Linked DNA regions of Homo sapiens: region 1 is linked to region 2. Evidence: chromatin contacts called from ENCODE Hi-C or POLR2A ChIA-PET data. All regions are on one chromosome and are shown on one strand. Each heading gives the region's core, a stretch centred on a gene start or an enhancer-like site at or near the end of the contact. The rest is flanking DNA. Distances are from core to core; before and after follow the strand shown. Region 1 holds the start of LAP3 (leucine aminopeptidase 3). Region 2 holds the start of FBXL5 (F-box and leucine rich repeat protein 5).

Region 1 (3,876 bases), core at 1-2,500, 1.9 Mb before region 2:
CACCAAAGAAAACGGCCTTCCTTGGCATTGGTAACTCTGCCAGGTTCTAACTTCCCTAAGATTGTTCACTCCCCGGGAATCAATGGAGCCAACTGAGCAACTGTTATCTGGGTAGGCTGTGGCACAGTACTGGAGATAGCACTGGTCAGGCGACTGGTCCCTCCACCACTGAGATACCTGCAGGAGACTGGAGCTCAAGCTCCCCCTAGAACGTTCTTCTGCAGGGACAGTCATCTCTTTCTGGTGCTTAGGCATGACTCCCAAGCTTGTGCTGGTTCCGAGAGCCATTCCCTTTGCAGATCCTTCACATCTGAAGAGCGACCTTCGTAATTTTTTGGAGTTCACTTTTCTTCTGGAAGATGCTCTTAATTCTGGGAAACGTGGGTCTCTCCCCAAAGCCCTTTTCTCTAGAGAGGCATGCTTTTCCTCTAGAAACCCTTCCAAGCTACTTAACTCCCTGACCTTTCACTTCCGCGGGGGAAGGAGCCCTGTGACTCTGGGACCTCAGAAACCCTTTCACCTTGGCAAACTCGGGCTTCCTCCAAGCTCGGATGGGAGCCCCACCGCCGCGTCTTTCCCCGGGTTACTGCCAGGACCGCGGGTGACGACTGGAGCAAGTGCGCGGCCGAGTGGAGCCGGGTAAAGGGCGGCTACAACCATCACCCCCTAGCCCCGAGCAGGGGAATCGCGCCCTCAATACGACCGCTGGGGTCCTCAGCGGCCTAGGCCGATCCCCGCAAGGAGAGAATTTTTCTTTTAAACTGATTTTTGCAACTTGGCTTGGGCGCCCAGGACACCGCGGCTTCGACCAGCCCCGCAGCCCCAGTAGCCCACGGGCAGGGCCCCAGCGGCGGACCATGAGCGAGCCGCCGCCTCTCACCTTCGTCATGTCTGCGGTGGAGAGACTCCGGCTCCCGAAACGTCTCACGGCCAGACGTCGGACGACTACTCGCCCCGCAGCCGGAAGAGGCAGCAAGAACATCTTGTCGGCTCGGCCCCTCGCACCGCCCTCCAGCGAGCACGTGGAGAGCGGTGGGCGGGCGCGCCTTGGGGCGGGGCTTTCGGGGCGCAGACGGCGTGCGCGCGGACTGGCTCGGGCGCCGGGCGAGCGGACGTGCGTCTAGGGGGCGGGACGGATGGGCAGCACCGGCCGACTGGACCGCTGGGATCAAACCGCGGTTGTGGAGGGGACTCAAGGGTGCGCCCGCATTCGTGTGCGCCCGCATTCGTGTGCGCCCGCATTCGTGTGCGCCCGCGCATGCGGGCGGGGGCGAAAAGGCGGGGCTTCCGGACGCGGTTGACAGTCCCGGGAGCAACGCGAAGTAGAGGGGCGGGACCGATATGGTGACGTCACACGATGGGTGGGGCGGAGGCGGGGCGAGTTCTGCAAGCGGGCGTGGGCGGAGCGCTGGGCAACTCCCGGGAAATAGAAACTGAGTGCCAGAGCTTGTTGTCAAGGTTGCTGAATAGACGACTGCATAGTGAAGACACTCCCACTGAGTTTTCGTTTGTTTGTTTGGTTTTTTTGAGTCGGAGTCTCGCTCTGTCACCCAGGTTGGAGTGCAATGGAGCGATCTCGGCTCACTGCAACCTCCCGCTGCTTAGTTGAAACGATTCTCCTGCCTCGTCCTCCCGAGTAGCTGGGATTAGGGGCGCCCGCCACCACGCCCAGCTAATCTTTGTGTTTTTTTGTTGTTTTTTTGGATTTTTTTTTTGAGGCGGAGTCTCGCTCTTGTAGCCCTGGCTGGAGTGCAGTGGCGCAATCTCGGCTCACTGCAACCTCCGCCTTTCGGGTTCAACAGATTCTCCTGCCTCAGCCTCCCGAGTAGTTGGGACTACAGGCGCCCACCACCACACCTGGCTAATCTTTGTATTTTTAGTAGAGACAGTGTTTGGCCATGTTAGCCAGGCTGGCTTTGAACTCCTGACCTCTGGTGATACACCCGCCTCAGCCTGCCAAAGTGCTGGGATTACTTACAGGCGTGAGCCACCGTGCCCGGCAACTCTTTGTATTTTTAGTAGAGACGAGGTTTCACCATGTTGTCCAGGCTGGTCTCGAAGTCCTGACCTCGTGATCCACTTGCCTCGGCCTCGCTAAGTGCTGGGATTACAGGCGTGAGCCACCGCACCTGGCCTGAGTTATTTTTATTCGTGTCCTTTCATCTGTTCCACAGGTGCAACGGTGTAAATACTGTTTTTGAAAATGATGTAACACTATTAGGTTCGTTGACTCGTGCACATAGCAAGTCAATACGCCCAGACACCAGGGTTGCAGCAGAGAAAGAGGTGTAATCGTGGAGTCGCCAAAGGAGGAGATGGGAGGAAACCTCAAATCCATCTCCCTGAGGAATTTGGGGTCAAGGTTTTTAAGGGTTTTGGAGAGGGCTATAGTGTGGAGATCGTTGATTGAAGAGTGCAGGGTGAAGTCATGGGACAGGGCGTTGAAGAACCTGTATTCTTAAGCTGACCCCATTCCTCTCTGGGGATCTTCAAACTGGTAGCTGGAATTCAAGGTCTGAAAAATATCTTAAGCGATCCTTAAACAGAAAGCTTATGATTCTAATGTCAGAGATCCTGTCTATAGGAACAATGGGAATGCAAATGGTCAGTATGTAGTGCTAGGTGACTTTTAGCAACAAGGAAGTGGGCCAAAGTACAGCCTGATTAATGCTTAATTATAACTATATTTCTGCCTAGAACTTGGCATGAAATTTTTGTCAACACAGTGGGGATGGTTTCAATAGAAAGTTTTCAAGTAGTGCTCAATATTTTTATATATTTTTATTTTCTGTAAAGCGTTTTGTTTTTTTTAATTCCTTATTTTTTACTTTTTTTTTTTTAACGGAGTCTTGCTCTGTCACCCAGGCTGGAGTGCACTGGTGTGATCTCAGCTTATTGCAACCTCCACCCCTGGGTTCCAGCGATTCTCCTGCCTCAGCCTCCCAAGTAGTTGGGATTACAGGCGCCCGCCAACACGCCTGGCTAATTTTTGTATTTTCAGTAGAGATGGAGTTTCACCATGTTGGCCAGGTGGGTCTTGAAGTACTGACCTCAAGTGATCCACCCGCCCTGGCCTCCCAAATTGCTGGGATTACGGGCGTGAACCACCGCGCCCGGCTGGTTTTAAATTTCTCATTGTAAAAAAGTACACAGCTGAATGCAACTCGGAGAATATGGGTAAGCACGAGGAGGGATACAAAAATTGTTCTTAATAATGACACCAGCCAGCTGGGTGCAGTGACTCATGCTTATAATCCCAGGACTTTGGGAGGCCGAGGTGGGAGGATCGACTCAGCCCAGGAGTTCAAGACCACCCTGGGCAAGGTAGTGAGATACCCATCTCTACAAAAAGTTAAAAAATTAGCCAGATGTGTGCCTGTAGTCCCGCTAATGGGGAGACTGAGGTAGGAGGTTTGCTTGAGCCTGGGAGGTTGAGTCTGCAGTGAGCCATAATTGTACTACTACACTCCAGCTTAGGTCACAGAGCAAGACCCCATCTCTTTTTAAAAAAATTACACCACTGTTGATCTGATTGCAATTTTAGCTGAGGTGCAGGGGTGTGGGGAGGCTTACACCAGCTGCAGTGAGCAAAGTCTTCACCTTGAGCTCAGTTGCAGGAAAGAAAGAATGTCTATTTCACTCTCCAAGAGCTAGACACTCCAGAGGAGAGATTTGATCTTCCTCTCTTGAAGGCTGAGTGGGTTGGACTGGTAGGTCCACTCTGGCTTCCACCTTCTCTAGATAGTTAAAATGGAGTTGCATCATAAACTCAATAAACTCACCAAATTTTATCTATATTTGCTCCAAAGACAGCGAAATCTTTACATTCACTTTACAGCTCTTCCCTCCTTCCAACGTGATAGATCAGGCCGCAGT
Region 2 (3,460 bases), core at 193-2,692:
TGTTATAAGTGCTTCAAATATATAAATCCTCATAAAGATTCTGAGGTAGGTATTATTAGCTTCATTTCATGTCAGAGCAAACTGAGGCATAAAGAAGTCATATAGCTTGTTAACGGTTGTATAGCTAGTGTCTGGCAAAACCAGGAATCTTAACTTCCAGAGTCTGTGGTTTAACCACTGTTCACACTGTCTATAATAGCATATAGTAATATAAGATTAGAACTAAATAGGGTGCATTCCACTGCAAAGTTCTTTCTCACCTTCTTCTACTCCATTATTTGTTGACTATTTACTGATCCCCATGTTGTCTTGCAACTGTGATAGATAATAGAGAACAAGGGTGAACACAGCATATCTGGTTCTTGCCCTCCTGGAGGTTCTGGCCATTAAGCAAATAACAATTCCTCCCAAGGTTCTCAGGCTTCCCTGTTTTCTCCTATTTCTCTATCTGTCCAGCAGTACTCCAGCCAACCAATCTAAGACTGACCGGCGTGAGCAGAGAACAGAGTCTCCAGGAGGTCTGTGGCCAGGGCCAGGCGATTTATGGGAAAGAGGCAGACATTTTCCTGGGTTAGTGACCTTGTTTTCTCTCCGAACCTCCGCTTAAAATGGCGGGATTTGTACCAAGGTTCTTTCCCGCACCAACCTTCCATTATTCACCCTTCTCCCCACCCCCAAGGCCCGTCGGGCCTATCCCTGACCCGCGTTCCTGCACTTGAGGTGCATTTCCGCACCTGGATCCCCAGATACTGTTTTTCCCCCACGTTGAGTCTCCCGAATTTCACGAGAACTCTCTCTCGCGGTCTCTGCCCCGCCCCTCGCACCCAGGCCCCGCGCCCGCTGTGGGCTGCCGCCCGGGACCGAAGCTCTCAGAGCCCGCAGCTCTGGTTCACCAACCGCTGGGTGGGAGCCAGGCCCGGCCTTTGAGTGGCGGCCGGGGTGGTCTGCGCTCGGCCCCAGGAAAAATCTGGCACGGGCCAATCGCAGGGAGGCGAAGGGCAGCTCCGGAGGTCCTGGCCAGAAGCATTGGTCACCCAGGCCAAGCAGGCGTCGGGGCGTGGGCACAAGCAGAGCTCGCGGCCCTGACCGCGGCCATTGTGCTTGGCTGCCTCTCCTCAAGGCCGTGGTGGGCAGGGCAGCAACGGGAGAAGCGCCGAGAGCGCCACTGCAACGACTTTCCCCTACCCTCAGCTACTGTGCTTTCATGTAGTGAAAGAAACAGGGAAAAGGTTTGGGTTCCTTCTGCGGCTTATGAAGACGACAAAAAACGAAAAGAGTGGGGGCGGGAGGCAGAAGCCGCGAGCCTCTGCGCGCGCCCGGTCACGTGGGCCGCAGGGATCGCATGGCGGCGGCCTGCGCGCCCCCGCGTCCCCGCCGGCCAAGCCGACCGGGCGCGCGCGCCGACGGGGCGGGCGCATGCGCAAGGGGGCGCGCCGCCTCTGCCCCGCGGCGAGGGTGTCTATGGAGAGGCGGCGGCCGCGGCTGCTGAGGCGGAGGCTGAGGCAGTGGCGATGGCGCCCTTTCCTGAAGAAGTGGACGTCTTCACCGCCCCACACTGGCGGATGAAGCAGCTGGTGGGGCTCTACTGCGACAAGGTAACGGAGCGCTGAGCCTCCCGCTGTGGGCGGTGCGGGCGGCGATGGGGAGCGGGCTGGGTTCTTGGGGCGGCCTGGCCTGCGCCGCGCCCGCAGCCCCGTGCCGTCGCCGCGCGAGTAGCCGCCTGCGCAGCTGTCAGCGCCGCCCGCTCCCGCAGCCTGCCCGCCCGCTGCGAGGCCTTCGCAGAGCCGGCCTGGCCGCCGCCTCGGACGTGCTCTCGGGGCGGGCGGCGTCCCCTGCCGAGGGCCTGGCGGCTGAGGAGGGGCGCTACCGGCGTCACTGGCCGCCCTCGGGCCGGCCCCACCGCCGCGCTGGGACTCCCGCTGCTGCCTCTAAGGAGAGCGGCCCTACCTCCTCGAAGCCCTGGGTGCCCCGGCCGGCCACCTGCGGTGGACTCCCATCTGCACCGAGTAGTTGTTCCCGTCCCCCGTCACTCCCCCGGGCCTGTTCGGGGCTCTCCGTGCAGACACCCACCCATCCTCTGCACCTCTCGCTGGCTTCCTGGCTGGAACTGCAGCGTCTCCCAGCTACCCGGTTCCTTTTACCCCCGGCTTTCTTCACTGGTTTGATTTGGGAGAAAAGCCAAGTTTAGAACTGAAGAACCTTCACTCTTCATGTGTCGTTATCGTTTTCCTTGCAACTTTTATTGCCCTGAACACTTACTGGATGTAGATTTTGTTATAAGACAGCAATTCTCTCTTGGATTTCTTTATATGAGCTCGAATAAAGGGGGCCTCAGGAAAAGTTGGTTTAACTGTGAGAACCATTTTGGGCCCATAATTGGTGCAGCATAAGCTGAAGAGGCACTTTTGTGGAGATGGTTCAGGGCCCTTTGCTAGTGATTTTAAAACAATATTAACATTCCACGTATTTGTCAGTTTATGTTGGGGAAAGTCATGGATATCTGCAAACCTCAGGCAGTCCCGTTTCTTGTGGAAATGATCCAACTAAATAAAGCATTCAAATGACTACTGTTTAAGCATAGAAATCAACTTTTAGGAATTCTCAGAAATTGCATAGCATTATGCAGAACCATTGTCTACAGAAAAGAGGGGTGTTTCATAGCTCAGCCAGGCGATTGGAGGATGCCCAGGGTATTCACTGTTAGGCCACACTCAAGACCAGCAATTTAAAGCAGTGACGTTGAATTTCAAATCTTAGCACTCCATCTTCTCCCTCCCTCCATTCTGAAAATTTAGAAACACCCAGTTCACATGAGTTGGAAACACCAGGACTGTCTAGGACAATGGTTTGCAACCTTGGTTGCTTATTAGCCTTAAACTAAAAACTATTAGAAGTCCTGATGTCTAGGTCACTAAAATTAGGATTTCACCCAGACATCAGGTATAAATGATTAAAGCTCTCCATTTGAGTGCAGTATGCAGCTGAGGGTGAGAACCACTCATCTAGGAGAAGCATGAGGAATGGTTAAGCCATTAAGCAAGAGGGTATATCCCTGAATTTTTTACTTAGCAGTATTATAGTGTTTTTATCCTCTCTGGCTTTTGAATATCGTTCATTCAGACACCATTCTTTAATAGCAGGAAAGAAAAAAAAAATGGTCTCAAAAATCGAAAGTGGAAGTGAAGACTAACAGAATCCAAGGTTTTCTCTCCACTTTAGACTGTGGAGAGGTAGCCTAGGATCACCTGAAATTATATGGAAAATTTTGTGCGTGTGTCCATTTTCCTAGGGTGTTTGTAGCTTTCATCGATTTCCAGATGATTGTGACCTCCCAAAATAAAGAATCACAATTTAATTTACTTGCAGACTAAGGCTAAGCAGCCTTATTTTAAAATTTTCAAGAAGTTAGTCGCTCTTTTTCTGTCTCTTCCTGGTGGTTGAGAGTATTTGAACAAATTTT

The links. A loop is a pair of places that touch in the nucleus more often than their neighbours do. ChIA-PET counts read pairs that join two places held with the same protein, here RNA polymerase II (POLR2A). Pooled maps may share reads with other maps.
Region 1: a map of CD8-positive, alpha-beta T cell shows a loop between it and region 2 (6-fold over the local background). The contact joins the promoter of LAP3 here to the promoter of FBXL5 in region 2. A Hi-C loop is called at or near these places in 2 of 168 maps with a recorded cell type or tissue (CD4-positive, alpha-beta T cell and CD8-positive, alpha-beta T cell), 2 of 37 single-sample maps with no recorded cell type and 13 of 50 pooled maps. POLR2A ChIA-PET finds 5 or more read pairs at or near these places in 1 of 52 experiments (MCF 10A).

The regions. Positions count from the first base shown.
Region 1 is chr4:17,574,572-17,578,447 of GRCh38, reverse strand. LAP3 (leucine aminopeptidase 3) reads right to left here and starts at 1,250. Exons shown (of 13, transcript NM_015907.3): 1 at 881-1,250. The coding sequence starts at 982. RefSeq lists enhancers at 703-902, 1,243-1,602 and a silencer at 973-1,182.
Region 2 is chr4:15,653,339-15,656,798 of GRCh38, reverse strand. It overlaps FBXL5 (F-box and leucine rich repeat protein 5), which reads left to right and starts at 1,442. Exons shown (of 11, transcript NM_012161.4): 1 at 1,442-1,595. The coding sequence starts at 1,512. It also overlaps a transcript of FAM200B not described here. RefSeq lists an enhancer at 918-1,037 and silencers at 1,338-1,447, 1,372-1,549, 1,688-1,757, 1,788-2,007.